2 separate regions of the Mus musculus genome follow, and region 1 is linked to region 2. Evidence: chromatin loops called from intact Hi-C (ENCODE). Cell type or tissue: gastrocnemius. All regions are shown on one strand.

Evidence for each region. Hi-C counts contacts between places; a loop is a spot of excess contacts. Peaks named below come from ENCODE experiments on the same cell type or tissue, not always from the same donor. Only the 100,000 strongest peaks of a DNase experiment are listed, where the experiment ranks them.
Region 1: it touches region 2 in a loop (4-fold over the local background); 3 of 42 quality-filtered maps call a loop at or near these places.

Annotation. Positions count from the first base shown.
Region 1 is chr4:95,003,497-95,011,496 of GRCm38, forward strand. All of the region lies in intron 2 of Gm12694 (a long non-coding RNA gene), which reads left to right. Among named protein-coding and RNA genes, the nearest start is that of Gm12694, 28 kb to the left of the region's middle. In gastrocnemius, a CTCF peak has its summit at 4,835 (motif pointing right); a DNase peak (open chromatin) is centred at 4,850; H3K4me3 peaks cover 517 bases; H3K27ac peaks cover 438 bases.
Region 2 is chr4:95,290,787-95,298,786 of GRCm38, forward strand. No RefSeq gene overlaps it. Among named protein-coding and RNA genes, the nearest start is that of Gm32240, 87 kb to the left of the region's middle. In gastrocnemius, a CTCF peak has its summit at 3,527 (motif pointing right); no DNase peak of the experiment used is centred here; H3K27ac peaks cover 439 bases.

The sequences.
Region 1 (8,000 bases), 290 kb before region 2:
TTACAAAGGGGGTGGGCAGTGGTGACGCACGCCTTTAATCCCAGCACTTGGGAGGCAGAGGCAGGTGGATTTCTGAGTTCGAGGCCAGCCTGGTCTACAAAGTGAGTTCCAGGACAGCCAGGGCTATACAGAGAAACCCTGTCTCAAAAAACAAAACAAAAACCAAAACCACCACCACCACCACCACCACCACCACCACCACCAACAACAACAACAACAACAACAACAAAAAAAACCAAAACCAAACAAACAAATTACAAAGGGAAGGAATTTGACTGTGGACAAAATATGGTATGAGCCCCGTTGGATCTACTGGACGGAGCAACTTTCTACTCTAATGTGAATGCCTGGGCTTAAACTGAGGTGAGGTAACTTTGCATAACTATGCTCATTTCTTCTCTGACAATCTGATAGTTAAGTCACGTTGTGGCAGATGAGTAGAGGTTCTCCTTATCAGTTAAGAACAAAGGATGGGCAAGCTTAGGATTCTGCCCATGGACACAAGGCCCTGAGACAAAGTGCTGAGGGGGAGGGAAGGCTCCCCAGGTGATGGGAGTGTTTGGAGACACAGGGATACCTAACAGTATCTGGAGACTCGACGGCTGATTCAATGGTTATTTACTGAGTGACTCCTCTATGTCAGGTGACACATCATAGAAATAATGTGTGGCTGTCATCCAGAAATTCATTGTTAGAGGTTGAAATATACGTCTGAAATCCCTATGGGGAAGTCCTGATCCCCTGGTACCTCATAATGCGACTGGATTCACCAATAAGGCTTTTAAAAAGGTAATACAGGTAGCAAGAAATGAGTCAGGTGGGCCTTAGTCCAGAAATACGGTGTCATTCTAGACTATGGCATGGAAGGCAGGACTTCTTGCACAGGAGAAGAGAAGCGTCAGAAGAAGTCACCCTGCTAACCCTTTAATCTACATCTTCTAGCCTCCAGGACGGTGGGAAAATAAATTCCTGTTGCTTAATTGGACAACTTGTGGTATTTTGTCATGGCAGTTCTAGGAAATGAATGCATGCTGGGAATATAAATTTTGCAAGATGTAGTTTCCTGGACTTCAAATGTCCATGCTACAGGGAGACCTTAGACAAGCACTGGTGATTCTGGGCTGTGATGTAGCGCAGTTGCCTTTAGCTGGGTGCAGGTGAGTTTGGCCATAACCCTAAACTTTTTTTTTTACATGTTTTCACATATTTTTTGACTTATTTACTTTGACCTTCATATCACCCAATGGCATGACTCTGATGCCTGAAGGAGGTCCCTTTCTGTGCTATCTGGTTGATACATTCCTCTCTGCTCCACCCAGGGACAATCTGTTGACCTTCAAATACTCCTCCATATTTCAATTCTGCCCTTCCCCTTCCACTCAGTTTCTTCTGTCTCTTCAATATGGACCATTTGTCTTGTTTAATTCCTTATTTCCCTAAACCAATACCCTATGTAGCCATATAGGCATATGCATATACAGGTTGTTTCACTTTTCTGTTAGTGTGCTTGCCTTCTGTATACAAATCTCTCTCTCTCTCTCTCTCTCTCTCTCTCTCTCTCTCTCTCTCTCTCTCTCTCTCTCTTTCTTGTTAGGTTGGTTGTATACTTTCAGAGCTCAACTTGATGCCCAGCATAGAGTTTTGCTCCAAATCTAGTAGAATATGGGAGTGGAATTAGAATGGGCCCTAGACTCTGGGTTCTTTCTTTGCTATAACCTACAAGAACAAAGAACATTCATCCAGAAAAAAAAAAAGAAAAAAAAAGAAAAACAGAAAAAAAGAATGACTTTACAGGGTAGCGTGTAGACGGGTTGTACACACACGCATGAGTAACTGTGTTATCTTCAGTAATGATTTTAGCTCTGACACTAGACCACCTCCATTATACCAGTCAGCCAGCAGTGTGATGACCAATTTTCCAAATGATTAACCAAATGTTTGCTTTGCTCAATCTAACAGAGCAATTAGAGAGAATGGTGGTGAGACCAGGACGAGAAGTCTTAGAGAGCAGAGAAGGGAGCAGTCCTAAGCAAAGAACAATGGAGCTTGCTTTTAAGATCGTCTTTTAAGAAAGATGAGTGGAGTTCATGAGTATTCCAGAGAGTGAATGGCTCAGGCCACGTCATGAGACTTGGGATTGTGCAATAAAGATCAAGAGGACATGAGCATGTTGGGGGTAGGGGATAGGTAGAAAATTAAAGGTCACAACCAACATCTTTGTGCACAACATTTGTTTACATTTGAAATATTTATAGAAAGTTTTAGATTTGAGCATTGTTTATACTACCAAAATATTGGAAATGTCCAAGATATGAGAAAAGATAAAGTATGATGCATTTATTCAGTATAATATAATAGCTATATGATTAAATATGGTTGTAATAAAGATCTTGATATAACTATGTCTTTTGAGTAATCATAAATGAAATAGCAGGGTTTGGCTTGATCATATGTATTTAAAAATAAAATAAATTATAATCAGAGGAATCAAATGTAGGAAATAATGTCAGTGATGGTCATTTGGGTGATGCCCTTCTACGCTGTTATAGCTTATTTTGTGCTTTTCAGTTATCTACAATGGAAATGAAAGTCTCACGATGGACCTTTGAAAGATCCAGCAAGGCCTGGTAGTGCAGGACTGTAGTTCCAGCTCCTGAGTGAATCAGAAGGATCAGAAGTTCAATGCCTATCAGGGCTTCATGTGCATTCAAGCTGTTTGGTTTACAGGGTGAGTGTAAGGTCAGTCTGGACAAGTTGGCAACACCCTGTTCAAATTTTTTTTTAAGTAAAGAACAAAAATTCTGGGGGGATGCATGTCAGTGGCAGGATGCTCGCCCATCACGTATGAGGCCCCTGGCTCAACCCCTAGCACCACACGTGATAGGAAAGAAAATGCTCGTGTCCTGCCCCCAAGATTTCTGATGTCAGTCCTTTACAGTTTATGGTTAAAAGACGAAGTTTGTAGGAACCTTGTGTGACCAGAAGAGAAAAGGCCACAAAGGCCGGGCGTGGTGGCACACGCCTTTAATCCCAGCACTTGGGAGGCAGAGGCAGGCGGATTTCTGAGTTCAAGGCCAGTCTGGTCTACAGAGTGAGTTCCAGGACAGCCAGGGCTACACAGAGAAACCCTGTCTCAAAAAAAGAAAAGAAGAAAAAAAAAAAAAAAGAAAGAAAGAAAAGAAAATTAAAAAAAAAAAAGGAAAAAAAAGGCCACAATATCACTGAGAGACAAAGAAAAGATCAAGAAAGAAAACAAAAGACCAATGGCTGTAATTTTGTCTGTCCTTATCTAAAACTGAGAGGCGATATCAATTGTTAGTCTTTCTAGTGAACTCTGGGCCCAAAGGGTAGAAAGAGGGTTAAGTCCCACCACAACCCAACACCACTTTCAGTCTCACTGAAAGCTTCCCACTGACTTTTAGTCTCTAAGCAGACAGTGCTAGCGCAGTGTCACACACGGTTCAGCCAACCCCTTCCAGTCCATTTGAGTTCTGTCCTTCTGTATGAACCTGCTGAGAACAGATAATTCTCCATGAGACACTTCTGCTATTCTCTGACCCTCTCTATATGAGGTTTAATGAGACCACATGTAATGTCTGCATCGCTGTCTCCTCCACACCGGACACAAGCCCCCACACACGTAAACACTGGAATCCTGACACAGGGCTGCACATAAGCAAACACTGTAAACATCAATGAACACACAAGGGAAGGACTGAATGCATGTTCCTTGAGTTTTCCCCTCCTGGTAATGGGTCCCAGTTCTGTCTTAGTAAATCCTTCCTGACGTGGTTTCTGAACTTTCATTTACCATCCTACACCTCATATTAAAATGCCGAGCTCACGAATCTGCACAATAGTTCTCACCCAATCCATGGGATCTTCAGCTTCTCCAGAATGATCTATTTCAGAGGGAGATGATCTTCCCCAGGGAAGAGCACACCAACTGACTCTCCTGTACCAGATTGTCAGCCCTGAAATCATACATGCAAGTAACATTATATGGCCTGAACAGGCTACATTTAGGTATATATGTCTACATATATATGCATGTGATAACAATTAGTGAGAGGAAAGGAGGCCATGGGTTTGAAGGAGAGCAGAGGGGTCACAGCAGAGTTTGAAGGGAGGAAAAGGAAGGGAGAGATGTAATTATCTTATGACCTCAAAAATAAAGAAGGATGACCCATTGTTTTGTGATGTGACTCAAGATTTTCATGACCACTGTGAAAGTCACTGGTGTTCAAGATGCATGTAATTTGCAGGGTTAGGGCTTGGAGTGCATGGGAGCAACCCAGCGGCACCATTTCTAGTTACACGACTGAAGACCTTACACAACACTGTGCAAAAGACAGCACAGTCAGCCAGAAGTCCTTTAACGGCCAAGGACTCTGTCACTCAGAGTCCCTATTCTGCATGCTCCTTATTCGTCAAATGGAGATAATTAATAGTCCATGCCTTGGAGAGTCGTTGGGGACTCATCAAAGCATGCATGGGAACAATCACTGAGACCTTCAGTAAATTACTCAAGTCTCTGATTCTCAGAACACTGCCCGAGTCCTAGCTTTCTCTCCATGCCTGCCCATTCCAGATTGCTGTCAGTCAATCTAGCAAATGCTTTCGTTCTTTCGCTAATCCTCAACTTCTTTTTTTAGATTAAGAGTAATTACTCCCAAATGTATACATGAAAGCCTGACTCTTGCCTAACATACATCAAACCATCTGTACATATGTGTCTAGGTTTTATTTATTATTCTTCATTAAATCTATTTCAAGTGAAAACAGTCAGTTTGCCTAAGCATTAAATTATCTCAGCACAGCGGCGTTGCTCTGCTGCCATTTTCCACCAGAGGTCACTGTTTCTCTAGGAAGGGGTCAGCCTAGCGTTTAAAACCAGACAGATCTTTTGGGAAGGTGATGTTTCTCCCGCGATCACAGAATTAAGTGCATACCAAAGTACTAGGAGTATAAGGATGGTGCCATTTCGATTTTACTTCCTGGATAAAAGTTCCAGCTATTGCCGAAATGCTAAAGGCCTGTGTCCTGCAAGGGCCTTTTAGACAGTTTAGTACAGGGGTCTCACAAATGAGACCAAGCTCAATCTGGTTTCGTACGCTTTTGTTGTTATTTATTTTGTCACACACATGTTGATTACTATTGTTATTACTGGGCAGATAGATTAACCACAAGATCACACATTAAAAAAATATAGATTTAATAACAATCCTTAAAAAAATAACCCCAAAATCCTCACAATGCCAAGTCCACCAGCCCTTATGGCAACAGCTTCTAGAACTCATTTAATTCACACCATTATTCAACAAGGCACATGCTGGTCTGCTCACTAGTTCCCATTTAGCCCCCTGTATCTACCTGAACCTCAGAACTGGAGTATGTGACCCAAATGTTCTGCTACACACCCTTCGTGATGACACTGGAGTCGAGAAGTAAGGAGTTGCTTACTCAAGGTCACACCATGAATGAGGTGCTGTGTTCAGCTCCCGGGCCTCCCAGTACGGATGGCTGTGGTCAGTTCCCACTCCAGCAGATTCTCAGACACAGGCTGGTCCTGACCCCCAGATATGCCTTAGTTAGTACCTCCAGTCCTTTCTTCCTCTTTTCCAGCAGGCTAGGGTTCCAAGGAGGATGAAAGAGGCCAGGAAGGCAGACTCAGTAACATCTGAGGCTTTGGGGGTACAAAGAGAAGGGGTCCTGGAGAAAAGGGAGAAAAGCAATCCGCCACAGGACCCTATTCTTGGTGGCTACTGTTCTCTAAATTCTAGTTTGACTTCTTAGCCTCCCAATTTCTTTCGTTGATCATAAAGAATATCAGGGTTTTGATTTGCTCATCTGTAAAATGGGAGCATGATTGCATTGTAGGAGTGGTATAAAAATGGTGTTCTGTGAGTATATCATTAATGACCCATTCATTCCATCATTAACTGCCTGATCAGGTGTCAGGTGCTGGGTCACATGAGTAACTAAAACCTGGCTATCCTCAAGAAGTAGCAGTCACTTGGGAGGAAACAGAAGAGGCAGGTACCATGTCTCCCTGACAGCGCTGTGCTTTCAGCATTGAATCTCCACTTGTCAACTGTTGTCTTCCTAAACCAGCGATTCTGCTCTTGGTGCTGCATTAAAACATCTGGAGAATTCAAAACAAAACAAACAAACATTTTTAATATTCACAGTTTCCTAATTTCTGGGAACTAGAATTTTAGGAAGTTAATGTAGTCAGTCCTGTTGAAAATGACTTCAAAGCGCCACACAGGCTAGAACCCTTGTCCTTAACCCTGCTCTCACTTGCCCCTCATTCTCCAACTGTGACCCACTTTTCCTATGCTAGCCACACTTCCTGTGATGGCCATACTCCTACCCTTGACTCTGGCATATTAATTAAACCCTTCTCAGCCTTGGTTTGTTTATAGAAAACTATGGGTCTAGGGGACACAGCTATCACCTATGCAGTATTCATTACATTTTTTTGTCCTTTTTCCTTTTTACCCCAGTTTCCCTTTTCCTTTTTCTTCCTTTATTCAATTGCTTGATCTTTTACCATTGGTAAGCTTAGGGATGAGACTCTGGCCCAACTCTGTTAAATAAGATGTAGGAGGAGCCTTTGAAGAAAATGTTTTGTTCCTAAGAACCCCTAAGAACTTCATCATGAGAACAGTTATTACCCCACTGTAACCAGCTGAGGGTGAGGGTACCACAGGGCCCAACACTGGAAGGTGAGTGCTAGCTCACTGGTGTGTTTAGGTTAAAGTTAGATTAAAGATGGGTAGAAGAGAACTAGGCTCTATTGAGTGCCTGTCATGTCCCAGTCTGTTGCCCTGCTAAGGTAGAAGTCTACCATTGCCACTCTGTGCAAAATGGCAGACTCCCTTTGTCACCAGGGCTTCTCCTTCTCTGACGTTATTAGGGAAGTTAAACACCCCCACCCCATCCTACACTGCCCGCTGCCCCCACACACCTCTATCTGCCTGCAGAACATTACAGGTTCAGTTTCCTTCTCTGGGTAAGAAGCTGAAGAGCAAGCACCTGAGATTCTTGAAGTGCCTTCCCCAGTGCCAGTGAGGCAGCTCAGTGCCTTAGCCTTCAGCCAATGACCTTTACCCACCCTGGATACTCCTATGCTCTTAACCCCAAACTATATAACCCTCGAATCACTCCACGTAAAGTTCATCTGTCTTCCTGAAGCTGGTCCTAGTGTGTCGTTATTACTGTTTGCACGCACAGGGCCTGTTAGTCAACTCTCCTTCCTTTCCTCTCATGGGCTGTGGCCAACAACCCTAGCGAGAAGGGAGACCTACGCCAGTAATTATATTACATCCAGTAGAGTCTATATTAGTCTGTGTGAGTGAAAACTGCTCTGGAATTCTGAAGCATTGACCTATAGAATTAGACTCTTTTGATTTTAACTTTAGCTTCAGTCCTTAAGCAAATACTCTTGGGTCACACTCTCATTCAAACTACCATAGCATCCTAGTCTGGAACTCCCTTGACATAGCCTTTTCCATTTTTCTATAGTAGGGTAGTTCTGACTGCTAGGAAGTTCTGTCTGTAAATGAGATCTCCTTGTCTTGAACCTCTACTTGCTGATCTTAACCACAGTTACCAGAAATAAAGCACATTTCTTTTTCTTTTGAACATGGACACAAGCCCTTTGGGAGCACAGCCATGAAAGTCAGTTCACCAAGTCTCCTTCTCCTTAAGCTATTCCTACCTCAATTTCTCAGCCAATCTGGTTTCTAGTCATACCATAATCCTGACTCCTTTTTTTGTGTGATCTAGACAAAGCATATGTATTCAATATCAGAGAAGGACAGATATGGAGCTAGAGACTACTTTGACATATTTTCTAGATATATGCATGTATATTAATTATACTTTGAAAAAAGAAAATTGTAAATAACAAAATTATTCTGTGTGGTAGTTTGAATGAGAATGGCTCCATAGACTCATGTGTTTGAATATATACCCTGTTCTGCCCCCCTTGT
Region 2 (8,000 bases):
TAGATCCAAGCTGAACCCCAGCTACCCACTAGCTCTATAACTCAGGCAAGTCACTGCTTTTTGGCTTGGTTTTCCTTCATCTCTATAATAGCCTTACATAGCTGATGTTGGAATGATGAATAAATCAGTCAGTGAAAGTCATTCACTGTGGCCTCTTGTATAGCGAGGGTACACTAGAACATGATGGACCACCCCCATATGGTGGGTATTGAATTCTGGGGTAGAAGCACGGGGTAGCAGACTGTGAAGTATCAATGGATGTGGTGTTGACTGTGATATGGTGTGATGCTGAAGACCACTTCAGAGTTCACCGTAGCCTGAATATCCAGCATTTATAATGGCCCAGCAGCTACAGTTGGAAAGAAGGAGATAGAATAAGGCTCAGGGCAACCAGAAGAGCAACCACCTCAGGCCATAATGGCTCTTTCCCAGCAAAGGTGAGCTAAGTGTTCGGTCAATTACAGATTTGCTGAATTTCTAACTACCAGATTCTGGGAACTCAAGGACAAACAAAAAGGCAAACGTCTCTCCTCTCTCTGGCTCAGAATTGGGAAAACAAGCCCAAACAATGACAAGCAGTGGAGTGATGAGCTAGAACATGTGACACAAACCTAGGATGGAGAGGAGAGGTTTCCTAATGGAGCCATCATCACAGCCAAAGTCAGAGCAAGAAATAAAGATTTCAAAATTAATGTGAGACTTGAATCCTAACCTCCCAGGGGGCTGTTTGCCCGTTTCCACCCTGACCAATAACATCTTGGGCTTTGTAGGAGTTTGTAGAACTTTCCCCACTTGGATGAAATACACAACTCAGCAGAAATTCATTGATGAATTCAATACAACATTAGTTGTGTGCTGCTATCTTTAAGGGCAATGGCTTCAAGTCCTTAGTGCATCAGAATCTTGCTTGTGGAAGGTGACCACTAGACCTAAACCTCTGAACTTCTAATTCAAGCAATGTAAGGAGGGGCCAGAGAATCCAGCATTTCAAGTTCCCAAGTGATATATTGAAAGAAACCTTTTAAAAAAGAAATTAAGGGCAGTTAAGTCAGCAAGGAATCGTATTTCCTGACCTTTCCTCTTCTCCTTTGTGATAATTAGCCAAGTGCATCAGATTGTGAAGTCAAGCTCTCACCAATGGAGTGAGATGTGGTCACCTATGTGAGAGATAAAGAACAGAAGTCATGTTATCAGTTATGCTTTCTAGACTTTTTTTTTTTAATAAAAAAATTCCTCCTATGCTTCATTCCCTTTGCGTGTTCCTTTGTGCAATACTTAGATCATTCCTTGTTTGTTTCTGACAATGTCCATGCTGTCTGCTGGTGAACTGCACTTTATGTCTTAGGGGAAGCAGTTCAGTTTCTGGAGGTGCTACTCAGGGCACAAGGTTGTTTCTAAATTTTCCTTAGTGTTTGTGGAGAGATGGAAGGTCTCAGTCTAGGCCGCTAGTGTCCTTCTAGGAAGGATCCTCTGACGACTCTGTTCTAAAACATTGATTATGTAAGCAAATCACGCAACCAAACCCTGCCTTAGTGTTTACGTTTTACTATATAAACACATTTAGATTTTTTTCTCTTTATTTTCTGAGGGGAAAATGAAAAGATTTTTTTTTTTTGCCAGATTCTGTGGTTTGAATGTTTGTGCCCCACCCCCCAATCCATATGTTGACATTTTAATTCTGTATGTGATGATATTAGAGCGTAGGCTTTTATGAGGTGACTAGATCATGGTAGAGGCCTCCTAAATAGGATATGTGCCATTATTAAAGAAACACAAATGGACTAATCATGCCTTCTTACCATGTGGGCACAGTGGTAACATGTCCTTATAAGAGATTGAATCTTGCCAGAGACTTCTCCAGATCTGTGAGGAATAGGCATTTCTTTTGTTGTTTTTTTGTTTTATGAGCCACCCAGTGTACTGTATACTGTTATTGCAGCCCAGATAGGCTCAGGCCCTTCTTGAAATCAACAAGCTACAAGCACACAGGATCAGTGTCCTCTTCAGTGGTTTTTCCCTCAGGTCTGTTTTCCTCAGGCATGTGGATCCCAAAGTCTGTACTAAACTTCAGCTGAGTCACATTTCATCACACCACATTAATGGCTCCTGGGCTGTGATGGATGAAATGTACAGTCTCGTATCCTGGAGTCAGAAGTCCAGGTCAACACTTCATTGAGATTATTGAGCCTCTTTATGCCTTCGAAGAATGATGGAGGGAGTGATAATCAAAAGCTCCACAGTTGTTGCCATTCCTCTGTGGCACTATGCCTCCAGGACACAGCTATAGGTGTTTAATAGCTTTTGTCTGGACCTTTGCAGTGCCATTCTAAGGGATTTCTCTGCCCCCAGGGGACCTTTCCAAATCTCCCTGAGAGAACCGGTGTAAGGCAAGAGTCTGATCATGCCCTTCTCCTTTCCTCGTGGAAAACTGACTTTACACTCAAGGGAGCAAGGACTGCACCTGGCAGGGACAGACAGACAGACATTCCATGTGAGGGCATGGGCAAGCAGGTGTGGCAGGGACCTTGATGAACTGGAGTTTGGCTGACTTACAGCATTCAAATTTGGAATTCTGGAGAACAGGCTCTGTCTTGGGACAGAGTTTTTAGCCTTTACTGCCAATAGACTTGGCCACAATATGAAACCTGAAGTTTTTTACTTTGGTTGATGAGGTTCAGCCTCCTTCTTGGTGTGCCCTGGTGACTTAATCCTATGACTGTCAAACTGCAGTTTTCCCACATTCTCATACTGGTCCTTGGCTCATTCCCCTTGATGAAACCTGGCACGCCTGATTTTGCTCGTCCTTTGCTGAAATGCTCCTCATTCCAGACTCTTCCCCCAGCTCACCTTCTCTGATCTCAGATGCATTTCCCCAGATGGACTGTGTATGTGTGTGCTGCCCCAATACTACCTGTCGCTCTCCTCATCATGATCAGTATCTGGTTGTAATTGTGGTTTTGTTGGTTTGTGTTTTGTTTTATTTTTCTCCACTTCCCCTGCTAAGATATATGTGCCAGAGACTCCAGAGACTAAGCGTTAACCATCTTTGTGCCTAGAATAAATGGAGTTTTCTATCATTGTTAAATGAAGAAGTGAGAAGGCAGGTGACCCTGTAGTAATGGTCAGGAATTTAACCAGTGCATGGTATAAAAATTGCTCCAATTATTTATACTGAAAAGTAGGGAGGGACTGCATCTCTTTCTCTCCATAACAGGAAAGGTTAGACCCAGTGGAAAGAAAAATTAAAGAGTAGTAATGTTACTTAATTAATTACTAAATTCTACTTTCCTTTTTGATGATTCAAACTTCTGGGCTTGGCCTGGTATATTGGCACACATCTTTAATACCAGCATTTGGGAAGCAAAGGCAGGGAATCTCTGAGTTCTAGACCAGCCTGGTCTAAATAGTGAAATCTTGTCTCAAAAAAAAAAAAATTGCTTCTGTGCTGTACTTAAACACTATCCCTCACTGTTGATTTGAATTCTCGAGAGTCTGTTTACCCAGTGGGATAGTTACCCACAGTTACTGTCACTAGATGGCGGACTTCCCTTTGATTGCTTATAGACAGGGGTTCTTCTTTGTCCTATTTAAGGTATGACACCCCCCACCCCCCACCCCCCCCCCGTAGGAAATTCAGCACCTTTCATGGATGGAATATCTACCTGAACTTAGAACAAAGTGCCACAAACTTGGGGACTGATAAACCGTAGCAACTGTCTCTTAAAGTTTAGGAAAATGGGAAGCCTAAGGTCAAGGTGTTGAAGATTCAGTGCTTGTCAGTGGCCTAGTTCTTCAAATATGAAGGCTTCTGGCCTTTTCCCCACTCACGGGAGTGGTAAAGAAGTGGTCTGGCACTTGCTAAAAGAAGAGCACTTGCTGTGGTTCAACTCTTTGTGTTTCATGTTGGTATTTGGTTTCTGATACAGGAATATTACCAGGTATGGCCTTTGGGAAGTCACTCGGTCAGCAGTGCTCCTTCCTTATAAAGGGGATTCTGACCCTCTAGAATGAAGCTCCAGTGGGCACTTAGCCCACTTTCGTCCTTTCTGCCATGTGAAGACGTAGTATCCATCCTTTCAAGAGGATGGAGCAAGGGACCATCTTAAAAGTCAAGATCGGTTTTCACCATACTCCACATCAGCTTGATTGTGGACATTCTAGCTTCCAGAATTGGGAGAAATAAATTTCTATTACTTATAGATAGTCTGGTCTGTAATACATTTTACAGCATCATATATGGACACAGGCACTAATCCTGCTCACAAAGGCTCCATCCTAATTGGATCTCAATGCCCCATCACTTTCTAATATTATCACCTTGGGTTGTAAAATTTTGACATGTGATATTGCATGGGAAGCAGAGAATTTAGAATAGATCAATGTCTGTGGGCATTTGAGTGTAGTGAATTTCTTCAAGCTTAAGTGGTACAGTTTTCAAGACCAAGACTAGATGAACAAGATCTACAAAGCTAAACAAAGATCTGCAGGCATAAATCGAGAGAGGGATAACTTGCTGCATCATGAAAGTATTCTGTTAAGCCAGGCGTGGTGGTGCACGCCTTTAATCCCAGTACATGGGAGGCAGAGGCAGGTGGATTTCTGAGTTTGAGGTCAGCATGGTCTACAGAGTGAGTTCCAGGGTTCCAGAGTTCCAGCCGGGGTTATACAGAGAATCCCTGTCTCAAAAACAAACAAACAAACAAACAAACAAACAAACAAAGTACAAACAAAAAAGTACCCTGTTGACTATCCTCCATCCATCCCCAACAGGGATCTTGTCAGTGACTTCATGGAAGCCATCTATAGAATGAAGCCTCATCTATAAAATGAAGAGGTCAAGCTACATGGACTATTAGGTTCTCTGGCTTAAAAACTGCCTTCTCTTCCCCAGTTCCTGTGATGGCTCATTCTTCTATATTTTCATCTACATTTCCCTTGTCCTACAGGGGGCCTGGCCATCGGTGATTAGCTTTCCTAACAAAACTTTACTCAACTCTCAAGGACTCCACCATATGTCGTTTAGCAAAAGCAGTCATGAAAGATCAACATAACATCTGGATCTTCTTGGAGAGACAAGCCTCACATTCCTACCCTCACTGCAAAATGGATTGGCCTTGACCTGGGGCCACACCAGGAAGAAGGCACGCTTTGGGGATAGGGGCCTCTTGGTAGCTGGTTGAAGTTGGTCATCACATGGTCCCGGAAGCCTGAGGAATGAGAGGTATTTGCCTTCCTGTAAATCTCTCAGAAGAGTTAGGATTATCTCAGGTCAAGCTGACAATGTGCGTCTTGATGGAAAAGGAACCTCAGGTTTAATAGTCATTTAGAAAAAGCCTATGCAATTTTGTTCCCTATGGTAGAGCTATAGTATCAGACAAATTTGAGGAGAGGGTAATGAAAATGAAGTTGAGAGCCCAGGCAGCATGGTTTTATGCGTAAGAGTGTATTCACTGATTAATGTTTTCACTGTCAATCGAAGGTATGTGGAGCCGACAGGGCTGGGCTCCTGTCTTGGCTCTCATCTCCCCAAGAGCATCTGCAAATTAAGATGAGATCCAGGAAGATGCAGTTAAATCTCAGGTCTGCTCCTTGAACCCAACTTATTTGTAATTCCAAGAATGGGAACTCTTCCCAAGGCAGCTCATTTCACTGTTGGGTGGCAAACACTGTCAGGGGTTTGGGGGTTTTGTTTGTTTGTTTAGTTGGTTGGTTTGTTTTTATGAATGGTGCCCTCGAATCGATCTCTTTAACACAGCCTCAATGTGCATTAGAATGAAGTCAATTTTTTGAAGATGTTTTCACATCCTTCCCAGGTAATCTACTCTCATATGGAACACATATTATGCTCTCAGCTCTTCCTTATACTGAAGGGTTTCTAGATACCCCACTCCTCTGGCTGTCCCGACTTCCCTTCCAGAATCATAGTGCCCCACTGTCTTTCACACAGAGTGGGGTCAGAAGTATACATGGTCATTCCACTGCTGAGAGCAGAGCGATCATCTGAACTTAAAGATGTCACTAGATAATGGAAGCTAGACGAGGAGCTTAGTTCTGCTGATCCTAGGCACCTGGGGTTGACAGAGCAGGCACTAATGGACAAAACATGCAGAGACACACTCTAAAGCACAGAAATGTTTTTCATGAAACTTACTATGTGCACAGTTTCCTCAAGGAGTCCACACACCACACAGCTGAATAAAGCAAGTTCACGTTCCATACAGAAACACTGGCCACCAAATACCTTAGATGTATTTGGGTGATTCGGTGGCTCTGTAACAATGAAAAACCCAAGCCTCAGGCAGCACAGTGTGAGGGATTTATGCCCTTGTGACTAACTTGTTTTCTTTTTTCTAATTAACACATATATGTATATATATACATATATATACATATATATGTGTGTGTGTGTGTATGTATGTGTATGTGTACGTGTACGTATATCATTAAAAAATATACCTTCAGGAAATGCATTCCTTTTTCCTGCTTTTCCTTAACATAATATTCTAGAACAATTATTCTTTATCTTTTCTTTCTTGTTCTGGTCTTATGATTCCCCCTTATCATGATACATGTTGCTCACATGCATGGTATAGGAATGAGGAAAGACAATTCTTAACTTATCCTAGCGGTTTCGGCTGCTACCTGTAAGTAACATTTTCTCAGTTTTGTGCAAAACCTTTATTCTAAATGGTTGGTTGTATCTTTGCAATATAGCCTGTCTTCTCCCATAGGGCATTCTAAAGATGTCTAAAATCTATCACCTCTCCATTCCTTGAATGATCTATCATAACTGGAATTCCTATAATCACTGCCCACCACAGCACTATGAAGCTTAACCCTACATTGAAAACATCTGTTTCATAAAATGAGAAAAGTAAAGTCAGTAGAGCAAAGGCTCTGAATTGAAGAGAGCAATTGTTACTCTTGCAGAGGACTGGGGTAAATACTGGCAAAGGTAAAGAAGACATGAAATCCTTGTTTTTAAATGATGCAAATATAAATTAATTTATCTACTATAGAAAACATCAAAAATTGTTCTATCAGGCTGGCAAGATGACTCAGCCAAACTGTAATGTTATATGCCACATAAGTGCAATTTGTACTTGTCAAACAATGGCAGGAAACATGGCAACATAAAGGCAGATGCTGAAGCAGTAGTTGGGAATTACATCCTGCACTGTAGGGAGACAAGGGAAGAAGGGAGAGAGGGAGAGGAGAGAGAAGAGAGGGGGAGGGAGGGGGAGAGAGCAGGATGGGGAGGGGAAGGGAGGGAGAGGAGAAGGGACAATGTATATCAATAAAATTAGGGAACATCAAAACAAAGGCTTGGCTTGCAAGTATATCCAGAATTCTAGAATCCTCCTCCTCCTCTTCCTCTTCCTCCTCCTCCTCGTCCTTCTTCTGTAAAATGCAGAGCTCTTGAGTGGCATGCACAATCCCAGCACCACCACCTCAGCCACCATCATCTCCTGCTGCAGGTGTTGCATTGACCTTGAACAGCTCCCCATTCTTATTCTCACATCTATTCACTCACAACTCTACAGAGTTTTTAGAGAGAGCCTGATCAACTTGATGAAATCCCTGCTGGGTTTCTCTCTCACATGAAACATTGTCCTTTCCACTGGCTTGAGTACCAACAAGACCTGCCTCCAGCTCTTCCTGAGCCTCCCCTCTAGTTCTTCTTCCTCCCCAAACTCTGCTATACTTCCTAGGTCTTGTTCACTGCCTCTAACACTTCCATACACTCTTACTTTGCAGTTGGTCCTTGCATTTCCTTCCCATGGCTGCCCTGGGACAGAATCTTCACAAGTAACTGTTTGGCTTACTTCATTTCCCTTATGACTCTGCCCACTTAAAAACTACAGAATCAGAGACATCTCTTCTGATCACTTTCTGCACAAATTACAACCTCATGTCTCCACTTCTTATGTGTGTGCACAAGTGTCTTAGCCACTATTCTATTGCTGTGAAGGAACATTATAACCAAGGTAACTATTATA